Regions from separate parts of the Homo sapiens genome. Here region 1 is linked to region 2. Evidence: chromatin contacts called from ENCODE Hi-C or POLR2A ChIA-PET data. All regions are on one chromosome and are shown on one strand. Each heading gives the region's core, a stretch centred on a gene start or an enhancer-like site at or near the end of the contact. The rest is flanking DNA. Distances are from core to core; before and after follow the strand shown. Region 1 overlaps RREB1 (ras responsive element binding protein 1). Region 2 has its middle 56 kb from the start of RREB1.

Region 1 (2,942 bases), core at 217-2,716, 150 kb after region 2:
GCCTTTTTTTCTTCTTTTTTGATTGCTTGTTCTATGATGTTTACATATATATGTGTGTGTGCTTGGGTTTTGTGTGTGTGTGTGATTTTTTTGTTTTGTTTTGTTTTGTTTTGAGACGGGGTCTCACTCTGTCTCCCAGGGTGGAGTGCAGTGGTGCCATCATAGCTCACTGCAACCTCAACCTCCCAGGCTCAAGCGATCCTCCCACCTTACCCTCCCGAGTAGCTGGGACTACAGGCACACTCCACCATGCCTGGCCTATTTTTATACTTTCTTAGTGTGGATTTGCATTAATACTATTAGATGAGATTCTGTGGTTCTTTCCAGAATTTTTACTTTGCATTTTAGAAATCTGTGAATAATCGAAAGCTGCCACTATCCTCTGAGAAAAAGGGTAGGCAAGTGTGATCTGTCACTGAATTTTATTCTTCAAATTAGATAAAAAGTGTAAGAAAATTATCAAAGCTAAAAGTTGGCCAATTTTAATTGACAGTCTCTTGTGTAGCCTGTTTTTTATTTGCTAGACTTGACCTTCCTCAAAACATTTTTCCCTTTTACTTTGTGTTTTTTTCTTTTCTAATACCCTTTAACAATCAGCACAGCTTATTTTATATATATGTGTGTGTGTATATATGTATGTATGTGTGTGTATATATATATATGTATGTGTGTATATGTGTGTGTGTGTGTGTGTGTGTGTGTGTGTGTGTGTATTTTTTTTTTTTTCTTTTTTGAGATGAGGTTTCACTCTTGTCGCCCAGGCTGGAGCGCAATGGCACAATCTCTGCCTCCTGGGTTCAAGCAATTCTCCTGCTTCAGCCTCCCGAGTAGCTGGGATAACAGGCATGCGCCACCATACCCAGCTAATTTTGTATTTTTAGTAGAGATGGGGTTTCACCATGTTGGCCAGGCGGGTCTCAAACTCCTGACCTCAGGTGATCCGACCACCTCAGCCTCCCAAAGTGCTGGGATTACAGGCGTGAGCCACCATGCCTGGCCTATTTTATATTTTTGAAGAAATATTTGAAAAACCTCTTGTGGCCGATGCTTACTTTTGATTTAGAATTTCTCTCTGAATTGAATTGACCAAGTTCATGTTCAGTTATGCCAAAGAGCATAACAATCATAAAACTGTCCAAGTGGACACTGTCCCCTCAGTGGACATGTTAAGCAACAATCAAGCCTTTTTCGTCCTATCACTGGTTCTCAAATTTATGATCTGGTTCATAATTAGTTTTTTATCATTTGGCCAACTGGATGCTAATATTTATAACTTAAGTTTTCTTCTGTTTTAGCAGAGTTGTTGTCAGTTTGTGTTTTGGAAAGGAAATGCAAAATAAATTTTATCTTTAATGCAAGCAGTACAGTATTTTTGACATATCTTGTTGAGGTATTTCAGCAGCTCAGTCTTACCGGGTAAAACTGGTGGATGGCAGCAGAATCTGGAACATCGTGCTTGCCCACACTTGAACAGCAGGCAGTGGTGAGAGTGAGAAATTAGGTTAGGGAAGGTTAGGGATGGGCTTGCTGGGGGTAGGATGACTAGCAGAGAGCTGGCCTCTGCTCCGGAATGCAACATGCCCAGGTGTCCTCTCCCACCATGCCCCTCGTCTGATGCACTGAGAACTTTGAACAGGTCCTGAGTGTGTGTCCGGTTTAGTTTCATAACTCGAAAGTAGCAAAGTCAAGAGGGAGCCTGACTTCCAGCATTAGATCACAAAATGAAACCTGCAGGGAGCTGGCAGCATTTCCACCGTAGCACTTCACAGGGCTTTATACCTTACATTTTTCCGCCTTTGTTTAAATATCCAACCTGTCCGACCTGTTCGGGCTGAACAAGCTGGTGCTAGCAAACACTGAAGCGTGCCCACTCACTGTCAACCTTTTTCTGATGTGTTAAGGAAGGTGATTAGTGGCAACATTGTCCCCCCCCCCCAACCCCCATCCCACCCTCCCCACTGAAACATGAACAGGAAGCACTGAAGTCTTAGCCTGTGTATTCATGACACGGATCCTCATCTCACCTTTGGCATGTCTGTGTGCCTGTGGGCCATCCTCAGCTTCTCTTGGGGCTCTGGGATGCTTAGTGGAAAGGTTGTTGGCCTTCAGTGGAGACAGATTTTGTATTTCCTTAAACCGGAGATTCAGTTGCATAATGGGTTCATTGGTCCTGTGGTGTCAGCACTTAATTCTTCCTTTTCATGCTTATATAACCCAGCTTGCTCAAGAGGACTGCTGTTCCAAGTTTATGGGTGGGAAAACTGAGGTCTGCCATGCTGCAGGTTCTTCTGGGGCCCTCCTCTCCAGTTTCTGTTGGTAGATGGTGTACTGTTCCTCCCTCGACATCTCTGGAGAACAGAGGCCATGTGTGCACCATGTCCATCCGTTTTAGATAAAAGTGGCTATAGACGGCCTTGGTCATACAGAAGGGCTCTGTCGCCTGGTTGGTCTTGGGAGGTGACATTTCTCTTTGGATTCATTTATATTCATTCTCTCTCCAATCTTGGTTCCCCTTTCCTTGCCAGCAGTTTCTCAGTGGCCCGTAAGTAATATAACACAACATCCCCAGAGTGGGTGGCTTTCCTTTTTCACTACGCTGCTTCTTGCACTCGCCCACGGCACCTTCCACTTCCCTTGTGGGCGCATGGCCGACCATCTGGGATGGCCCCACCCGTGCATTTCTTGTTCCTCTTTTGGAACTGGCTGAGGAGTAGCAGTGACTTAGCACTGCCCTATCATGAAGATAGTCATCTCTTCCTCCTGCACAGAAAGTGAGTAAGTAACTAGGTCCTGCCTTCTTGAAGACACCTCAAGTGATCGCCTTTCAAGCTGAAGTGGGAAATGGCCCGTGACTTCAGCACTTCCCTCCTCCTACAGAGCTTAGGTGTGGGGATTGGGGTGTATGATTTTAGTCGTTGCCCTGGGAAGCTGGTCTCTGGTGG
Region 2 (2,898 bases), core at 29-2,528:
ACCTTAGCACATCAAAGATTCTGAAAGGCCTTACACTGCTGTATTTATTTCTTGTGTAACAAATATACTTGATTTAACTTGCTTAACTCAGCATTTCTCAAACTTCCTTATTTTATGGACCACTAAGAAAGAAAATCATAGCCAATTAAACTATGACCCAATGCTAAGATGGCACCAAATAGAAGACATCAGAGATGTTAACATTCAAAACTGTGTATATCTGGGAATAAATGTGTTGTGATATATGACCACAGAGCCCTTTTTTCAAATATAACTTAAGGCCATATTGAAGATTTAGTTCTTTGGAATGGTATTCTGGAAAACTACGCTCTAGCCTAGACTTTCATAATTATTTCAGAGGAAAAGGGTAGAAGGTTATTTTTTTTTTCATTAAGAAGTAAAAGAAAATAATGTCGTGGGATTAGAGAAAAGAGAAAAAGAAGTAAAAGAACCAAAAATGTTGAATCCAAAAAAAGAGAAATACTGTTCACCCGTTCGTGGTGTGAAATAAATTGACCTTATCCAGTTAAAAAGTAATTTCCAGGTACACATCACAATGTAACTGTCCAGCTGGCCTCATGAACATGCAAATCTCTTTAAATTAAGATGGCATGTAATTAAATCGTTCAGCTGGTTGCCAGGCTTCTCCGCGCAGGTAGTTTACTTTCGCTTGAAATAACCCCTTTGCGTCTGAAGATCCCCACACCCTGAAGTGACTCAACTTCATAACACCACCATTGAAATCTCTAGCTTTACAGGCAATAGGCTTGGCCGGAGAGCATCAGTAACTCGGCAGTGAGTCAGATGAAGAGCTCTGGGGAGGAAGGTTGGAGGCTAAGTTTGCTTGCAGGGAATGGGTGCGGTTGAGCGCCCGGGCCTGGCCAGAGCCTCCCAGTTTACATCCTGCTTCCCTGTTGCCAATCCGACTCCCGGGAGCCGCCCTGAAGGGGTGTGGGCAGAACTTCGGGGACATGGGGTACCATCCCAGGCCGTCCCAGGTTCCCTGTACTTCTGGATTTAGCCCCACTGAAGCTTCAGAATGTCTGAACTACATGAATTCACCTTCCGGGACGCGCACCTGGGACTAGCGAGACCGGCAGGGCTTTGCGCGGTCCTTAAGACCCGGAACAAACACCTGATGACCCCGGGGTCACCTTCACACTCTCCTCTGCCCCACACCTCGTAGCCCCCGCCGGCGGCCTCCTTCCAGGCTGGGGCCTGCCTCTCCAGGCGGCGTCCCCCGAGGGCGGCTGCGGCGCGGAGCCGGGCGGTAGGGCAGCAGCCCTGCGGCGGCTCGGGAAGAACAACTTGTGCGAACTGGGCCGCGCTTCCCCCGGGCGCTGCATCCGCCTTCCGAGATGCTGGCAGCCCGGGACGGCCTAGCGCGGCCCTCTCCTTATTTATCCACCGAGCACAGTTTCCATGGTTCCGCCGCCATCCTTCCGCCCCCTTCCTCGCGCGGAGCCCAGCGGCAGTCGAGGGCCTGGCTGGTGTGGGGCTGCGGGGTGCGTGCGCGGCGCGGGGCCCGGGCGTATTTTTCAAGCCTCGGGGCGCGTGGGTGCGCCCCCCAACTCCTGTCCCCCGAGAGGCTGTGCCACTTCCGCAGCCCCAGCCCAGTCCCTTCCCCACTGGGCCGCACCTCCAGTCTGCCCGCAAGGCGCCGCGCAGCCCCCGGCCCGGCCCGGTGGCGCGGGGGAGGGGCGCGCCGGGCAGGCAAAGTTGCTGAGTTGCTCTGCACGCTCAGAAGTTGCAGCTGCGACGGCAGCTTCCCTCCCCCTTCCTGCACTGGGCTACCCGGAACGCACACCCACCCGTCACCACCCGCTACCTGCCCTCGCCCCTGCGGCCCCGGCCGGGACTCCACAGCATCCCCACCCTGCGCCCGCGAGGAGCCCAGGTTTCCAGCGGAGTTGGGCTGGGGGCGGGCGCACCCCATCTCCCCGCTCCGCCTCGGGGGAGGCGGGTGATGCGTGGAGGGGGTGGTTAGGATCCCCTCTACCGAGTCGCCGCTTGCCTGCGGCGCTTTTGCACTTTCCTAAGCTGAGCAGCTGTGCAGGCGTCGCCCGCCGGCCCCTGCGCCCTCCTAGCAAAGCGGGGTTTGCAGAACGGGAACTGGGCGGTCTTCCCATTCCCTCCCGCAAGGAATTTTGCTGTGAGGGTGGAGAGGGGGCGGCGGGGGGCTCGGCTTGGGGCTGAGGTTGCCAACAGGTGCTCGCGGGTCCATGTGACCGAGGAGGGAGCGCGCAGGGAAGCCGGGGGTGGGGGTGGGGGCGGGGGCAGGCTCCCTCGGCGTCCCCCCCGTAGTGCCCGACGCCGGGTGCACCCAGCCGGCAGCTGTCTGGGGAGTGCTCGCGGATGGCTCCTCGGAGCGCTGGCGCCCTCGCGGCCTGTCTGGGAGGAGGAGGAAGAGGAGGGGGAGGGAGGGGACGCGAAAGTGGGTCAGGAATGTAACTGGATGCTGCATACCCCCCACGCACACCCCCGCTGTGGCCGACCGAGGCGGCCAGCTCCAGCCTTGGAAAGCGAGTCATTTGCTGTTGTGGTTCCCCAGCATTATCGGTGGACGGTTACCAGGGGATCCCGAGGGATGTGTTTCCCTGTGACCCTTTGGGAAGGAAAACTTGGTTGCCTCAGTAACCGAGTTTGGCTTGGATGCAATGATGCAGTGAGTGTTCTAGGTGAGCCTGGCCGAGAAAGAGGCTGCAGTTGCACTAGGGGGTGGATTAACTTTTCTTATTACCGAACCAAGACGTGAAAGGAAAGCTGGGGAGGAGGTGGAGTTTTGCTCTGTGTTTGTTTTTTTACTATTTCAGAGAATACGAACTAAACGTTTTTGCGTTAGGGTTTGTCTTCCAAATGCACGCCCGGGCTGCCATACATTTACCAAAGTTTTACTAC

What was found. A loop is a pair of places that touch in the nucleus more often than their neighbours do. ChIA-PET counts read pairs that join two places held with the same protein, here RNA polymerase II (POLR2A). Pooled maps may share reads with other maps.
Region 1: a loop to region 2 is called in a pooled map, with 2.5 times the contacts of the local background. The contact joins two enhancer-like sites. A Hi-C loop is called at or near these places in 2 of 168 maps with a recorded cell type or tissue (gastrocnemius medialis and psoas muscle) and 4 of 50 pooled maps. POLR2A ChIA-PET finds 5 or more read pairs at or near these places in 6 of 52 experiments (HepG2, K562, PC-9 and 3 more).

What each region holds. Positions count from the first base shown.
Region 1 is chr6:7,199,570-7,202,511 of GRCh38, forward strand. All of the region lies in intron 6 of RREB1 (ras responsive element binding protein 1), which reads left to right. Among named protein-coding and RNA genes, the nearest start is that of RREB1, 93 kb to the left of the region's middle. RefSeq lists enhancers at 1,467-1,761, 2,526-2,675, 2,726-2,775. Within about 2 kb of position 1,467, at least 21 of the 41 ENCODE cell types and tissues checked have a DNase peak (open chromatin) inside an H3K27ac peak, as active enhancers do; they include PC-9, where a contact is called at or near this core.
Region 2 is chr6:7,050,198-7,053,095 of GRCh38, forward strand. No RefSeq gene overlaps it. Among named protein-coding and RNA genes, the nearest start is that of RREB1, 56 kb to the right of the region's middle. RefSeq lists an enhancer at 1,109-1,610 and silencers at 1,442-1,561, 1,592-2,041. Within about 2 kb of position 1,279, at least 30 of the 41 ENCODE cell types and tissues checked have a DNase peak (open chromatin) inside an H3K27ac peak, as active enhancers do; they include PC-9, where a contact is called at or near this core.